Regions from separate parts of the Homo sapiens genome. Here region 2 is linked to region 1. Evidence: read pairs that join two places in POLR2A ChIA-PET (ENCODE). Cell type or tissue: PC-9. All regions are shown on one strand. Links, peaks and the distances in the headings refer to the core of each region. The heading gives the core; the rest is flanking DNA. Region 1 overlaps MAP3K14-AS1 (MAP3K14 antisense RNA 1). Region 2 holds the start of LOC105371796 (a long non-coding RNA gene).

Region 1 (2,905 bases), core at 204-2,703:
ACCCGCCTTGGCCTCCCAAAGTGCTGGGATTACAGACGCGAGCCACCACACCCGGCCCGTTCTATGGGTTTTGATTGTAGTATGATACAGAGTCGTTTCATTGCCCTAAAAATTCTGTGCTCTACCTGGCCCCTCCAACTCCTGTCAACAACTGGTCCTTTTACTGTTGCCACTGTTTTGCTTTTTCCAGAATGATTTGGAATCATACGGTATGCAGTTTGTTTGGGTTGGCTTCTTTCACCTGGTAATACATGTTTAAGGTTCCTCCTGTCTTTTCCTGGCTTGATAGCGCATTTATTTTTAGTGGTGAATACTATTGCATTGTCTGGGTGTATCACTGTTTATTTATCCATTCACCTACGGAAGGACATCCGGGTTGCCGCCAAGTTTTGGCAATTATGAATAAAGCTGCCATAAACATCCATGTGCAGGTTTTTGTGTGGATATGAGTTTTCAAAACATTTGGATAAATACCAAGGAGCACGATTGCTGGATCATGTGATAAGGGTGCGTTTAGTTTTGTAAGAAACTGCCAAACTCTCTTCCAGATTGGCTGCACCATTTTGCATTCCCACCAGCGATTAATCAGTTCCTATTGTTCCACATCCTCACCAGCATTTGGTGGTGGTGGTAGTGTTTTGGATTTTGGTATCTGAATAGCTGCATAATAGTATCTCATTGTTTTAATTTGCAATTTGCTGATAAGATATGATGTTGAACATTTTTTCATATGCTTACTTTCATTTGTATATATTCTTTGGTGAGGTGCTTGTTTAGATTAGATTTTTTTTTTTTTTTTTTTTTTTTAGACAAGGCTTCATTCTATCACCCAGGCAGAGTGCAGTGGCTCGATCATGGCTAATTGCAGCCTTGAACTCCTGGGCTCAAGTGATCCTCCTGTCTCAGCTTCCCAAAAAGCTGGGACTAAAGGTGTGCACCACCATGCCTGGCTAAGCTTTTTATTTTTTGTAGAGATGGGATCTTTCTATGTTGCCCAGGCTGATCTCAAACTCCTGGCCTCAAGTGATCCTCCCACCTCAGCTTCCCAAAGTGCTGGGATTAAAGATGTAAGCCACCACACTTGGCTTTGCCCATTTTTTTTTAAATCGGGCTGTTCATTTTCTTACTGTTGAGGGGTTTTATTTTTTTGTTTTTTTGAGACAAGTTCTTTCTCCATCACCCAGGCTGGAGTACAATGGTGCCATCATGGCTCACTGCAGCCTTGAACTTCTAGGCTCAAGCAATCCTCCCTCCTCGGCCATCCAAAGTGCCGGGATTACAGTCCTGAGCACCATGCCTGGCCTTACTGTTGAGTTTTAGGAGTAATTTGCAGAGGGCAGAAGACCAAGAGATCCGAGTCATCACAGAAAACAAACAGGTGACCAGGGCTGGAGGAGGGTCCTTTTCCCTCACCCAGGGTGGGGGGAATCACTGCCCTACCCCTTTCCCCAGAATCCCCTGCATAGAGGGCTGTGGTACAGCTTCCTATGGAGGATCCTGGGAGGAGGTGGAACTGTATACCCACAGGCCTGGTCCCAGGTCCCCTGGAGTCTGAGTACCTGAGTGGGCTGGGTCCCTCTGCCCTCTCTCCTTCCTGCCTCTGAGGCCTCCACAGCACCCTCAAAGGCTGCTCACATGAGATCCAGCAAAGGAGCAGGCTGGCAGGATGCAGAAAGGGAGGCTGCAGCTGCATACTGCCTGGCTGACCCAGATGGAGCCAGCAGCAGCCATGGCCACAAAGGCTGCACACACCATGAGGAGGGCAAGAGAAACCCAGGGCCTTGTGAAGCTGCCCATCCAGCCGAGTCAGGTCCAGATGCTGGGTCTCAGAGGTGAAGGCAGGGACCGGAGGCCAGGCCTCGGGTGCTGGGTTTGGGGTAAAGCCTGGCTAGCCCTGGCATTTCTATGCAACAGATGCAAAGACCTTTCCAACCTCTTTCTTTCTCCTGGGGCAGCTTGACAGGCAAGACACCCCAGCAGCTGGCAGGTGAGGGCCCCAGGACTGGGAGTAGAGAAGAAAATTAGGGGGTGCTCAGGGAAAAACTACAAAGGATTGCCTGCCCTGAAGCTGGGGTCACTGCAAGAAGCCAGTGTTTGCAACCATCCCTCCATGCTTGTCTGATTTGCTCATCTCTACAACCCTAGGGCTCACAGTCTTGTGTGTGTGTGTGTGTGTGTGTGTGTGTGTGTGTGTGTGTGTGTAGGAAAGGAAAAGAAAACTCAGTGGATTGGTAGATAGGTGAATGCAGGTATTTAGATGGATGGATAGATGGATGATGAACAGGATGGAAAAGAAGGGAGAAGGTAAAGAAGGAGAAAAAATGGGGGGAAAAATCTGAGTTCCCCTGCCTCATGGGGTCTAGGACCATAGGGGTAAAGGCAAAAGAAACTACAGCCCCAGTGCTCCCCCAAACAACATGTCCTGATATTGGCAAGGGCCCCTCAAAGCAGAATCACTTTATTCATCATCAACAATGGTCAGTGCCTACTACATGCCAGGCACCAGCAGGGCTCCAAGACACTGTAGCTTCAGAGCCAGACTGCCAGATGTGACCTTGGACATGAGTTTTGAATGTTTTTCAAACATGAGTTTTGGACATGAGGACTGGATGGGCACATAACATGTACCAACACACAACAGCCACTGCTACTCTTTATATTAAAAGTTATAGGCCAGGTGTGGAGGTTGATGTCTGTAATCCCAACAGTTTGGGAGGCCAAGGCGGGAGGATTACTTGAGCCCAGGACTTTGAGACCAGCCTGAGTAACATGGCGAAACCCCATCTCTACAACAAATTAAACAATAAGCCAGGCGTGGTGGCACGTACCTGTGATCCCAGCTACTCAGAAGGCTGAGGCGAGAGGATCGTTTGAGCCTTGGGAGGTTGAGGCTGCAGTGAGCCGA
Region 2 (2,905 bases), core at 300-2,799, 110 kb before region 1:
GTACCAAGCTTGTCTACTTTGGCAGGAGAAAGCTAAGGTCTGTAATCACACTTTCTGTTTTCACTTTTCTTCCATTTCTGAGTAAGCATTTCTATTGGAAAACTCCAGACTTGTCTGAGCTCAACGAAAGGAAAAGGGATCTGTGGGCACCCAGAGCAGGCCAGGGGTGGGGGTGGGGAGCCGGGCCCCTGAGTGGGTAGTATGCGTTTCCAGGGGCTCAGATCTGATGATCCCATCCTTGGCTCCACAAATTCAATCCATGCCCCTTAGCTTGGCATTCGAGGCCTTTCCTTCATCTGGCTTCAGCCCCTGCTTCTCTCTGGCTTACATCCAGGTTTCTGCTCACATTGTTCCCTATGCCCACAATGCCCTTTCCTCCCATCCTAAGAGATCCAATGCCCAAACTCTGGTCATCCTTCAAGGCCCAGCCCAGATGCCTCCTCCTCCATGAAGCCTTCCTTGACCCCCTCAGCTGGACATGACATCTCCCTCTTCTGAATTCCCACAGCCCTTGGTTCATACTTCTCTGAGGGCGTATTCCATTCTCCCACCAGCAGCAGACCTTGGTTGTGACCCTACCCAGCATCCTTCCTCCTTCTGATCAAAACACTCCAATATTCCATGAGAAATATCTGTCGCCCACCTTCAGACATGTGGTCCAGAAGAAGCTGATTCCACTCCCAGGATCCAGAGAGGCTCATAAGGCCCAGGCCTCGAAGTCGGAGTAGCCCATCTTTTCTCCTACCCCCTCCACTTCTGAACCCTGTGCTTGCTATGGGATCAGTTCAGGTATGGGGCTGTGACTCAGTCACAGCCAGAGCTATATCAGGGCTTTTTTCCTCTTTCTTTCTTTCTTTCTTTCTTTCTTTCTTTCTTTCTTTCTTTCTTTCTTTCTTTCTTCCTTCCTTCCTTCCTTCCTTCCTTTCTTTCTTTCTTTCTTCCTTTCTTTCTTTCTTTCCTTCTTTCTTTCTTCCTTTCTTTCTCTCTCTTTCTTTCTTCTTTCTTTCTTTCTTTTTTTAATTTATTTATTATTATTATACTTTAAGTTTTAGGGTACATGTGCACAATGTGCAGGTTAGTTACATATGTATACATGTGCCATGCTGGTTCATTCTTTCTTTCTTTCTTTCTTTCCCTTTTTTTTTTTTTTTTTGTTTTGTTGTTGTTTTTTGAGACAGAGTCACCCTCTGTCGCCCAGGCTGGAGTACAGTGGTGTGATCTCACTGCAACCTCCGCCTCCCAGGTTCAGGTGATTTTCCTGCCTCAGCGTCCTGGGTAGCTGGGATTACAGGCGCATGCCACCACACCCAGCTAATTTTTGTATTTTTAATAGAGACAGGGTTTCACCATGTTGGCCAGGCTGGTCTCAAACTCCTGACCTCAAGTGATCCGCCCACCTCAGCCTCTCAAAGTGCTGGGATTACAGACGTGAGCCACCGCGCCCAGCCTCTCTATAGATCTTACTCTGGCCCTGGGTTCACGTCACTTGCAAGTGAAAAATCCCTGACTGCTATTTATTCCTTTGCTCTGTTTCTCTGCAGCTAATGTCCTACTTGGACCTGCAGGATGGAGGCTCCTGGAAGTCAGGTGCCATGATCTCTTGCCTTTGTGCTCCCACAGCACCAAGCACAGGGCCAGCCGCACAGAAAGTTTCCACGAGGGTTTGTAGAACCGTCTGTGGGAGGAGTGAACACGCTGGCTGTCCTGGCCCTCCCCACCCCAACCAGGAGCCCATCTCGGGCCTGGGACTCTCCACCTTCTCCCCAGACCTGACCTGGCAGTGGACAGCCCAGACTGGAGCTTCCTGCCTGCCACACTGGCTCTCCAGTCAGCAGAGGCCAGAAAGTGGTGATTTCCTGTATTGCAGGATCAGATGGCAGAATCGCAAGAGCTCCGCATCCCCAGGGACTCATCTGAAAGACAATGTGAAGCAAAGACAATGTGAGGCGTGGGGAGACTTCCAGGTACTTGGTTGCATCTGGGGAGGGGCCAGTGGTGTCTGAGCTTTAGCTTCTGGAAGCCGGCTGCTGCGGGGTGGAGACAGAGGGGCTGTGCCAGAGAGGGAACAGCTCTAGAAACCAGCAACAGGGAGAAGTTTGATGCAGGGCAGAGGGGAACCTGGGATGGGAGGCTGGGCAAGGGGCTCCTGCTCCCCAGGGGGCTGATGAAGACCCTTGGTGTTCTCCCACCTGCCTCTGGGAGCTTGTGGTGTTTTTGTTGTTGTGTTTTGGTGTTTTGTTTTGTTTTGAGACTGGACTGAGTCTCACTTTGTCGCCCAGGCTGGAATGCAGTGGTGCAATCTTGGCTCACTAAAACCTCCACCTCCCAGGTTCAAGTGATTCTCCTGCCTCAGCCTCCTGAGTAGCTGGGATTATAGCGCCCGCCACCACGCCCAGCTAATTTTTATATTTTTAGTAGAGATGGGGTTTCACCATATTGGCCAGGCTGGTCTCGAACTCCTGACCTCAAGTGATCCGCCCACCTTGGCCTCCCAAAGTGCTGGGATTACAGACGTGAGCCACTGCGCCCAGCTGGGAACTTGTGTTTTAGAAAGTCCTTCAGTTCCATCCTTACTCTGGAGCACTGTAAAGTTTATAAAACAAAATGTCTGAGAGCACCACCTTGTTAGTAACCAACTGAGTGGAACCCTACTCTATCTAGTGTCCTGTTCTGGTGTATTGGTCAGGAGAGGCTATAGTGTGCTGAGGTAAACATTGACCTCCAAATCTTAGCGGCTTCTTGATGCAACAAAGGTGTATTTTTCTCGTTCACACAAAACTGCTGCAGGTTGGGTAACTGTCCAGGTTAGCTGTCCCTTGTACAGGCTACTTCCTTCTAGTGGCTCTACCATTTCAAACCATGGCATCTGTGGTTGCCACTAAAGGCCAAGAGAGAACAGGAGGGT

The links. ChIA-PET counts read pairs that join two places held together with the same protein. Peaks named below come from ENCODE experiments on the same cell type or tissue, not always from the same donor. Only the 100,000 strongest peaks of a DNase experiment are listed, where the experiment ranks them.
Region 2: POLR2A ChIA-PET joins it to region 1 with 22 read pairs; 8 of 35 experiments call an interaction of 5 or more read pairs at or near these places.

What each region holds. Positions count from the first base shown.
Region 1 is chr17:45,249,556-45,252,460 of GRCh38, reverse strand. All of the region lies in intron 1 of MAP3K14-AS1 (MAP3K14 antisense RNA 1), which reads right to left. It also overlaps the pseudogene EFCAB15P. Among named protein-coding and RNA genes, the nearest start is that of MAP3K14-AS1, 3.1 kb to the right of the region's middle. In PC-9, for the core only: no CTCF peak of the experiment used is centred there; no DNase peak of the experiment used is centred there.
Region 2 is chr17:45,363,743-45,366,647 of GRCh38, reverse strand. LOC105371796 (a long non-coding RNA gene) reads left to right here and starts at 126. Exons shown (of 3, transcript XR_934786.3): 1 at 126-789; 2 at 1,868-1,964. In PC-9, for the core only: no CTCF peak of the experiment used is centred there; no DNase peak of the experiment used is centred there.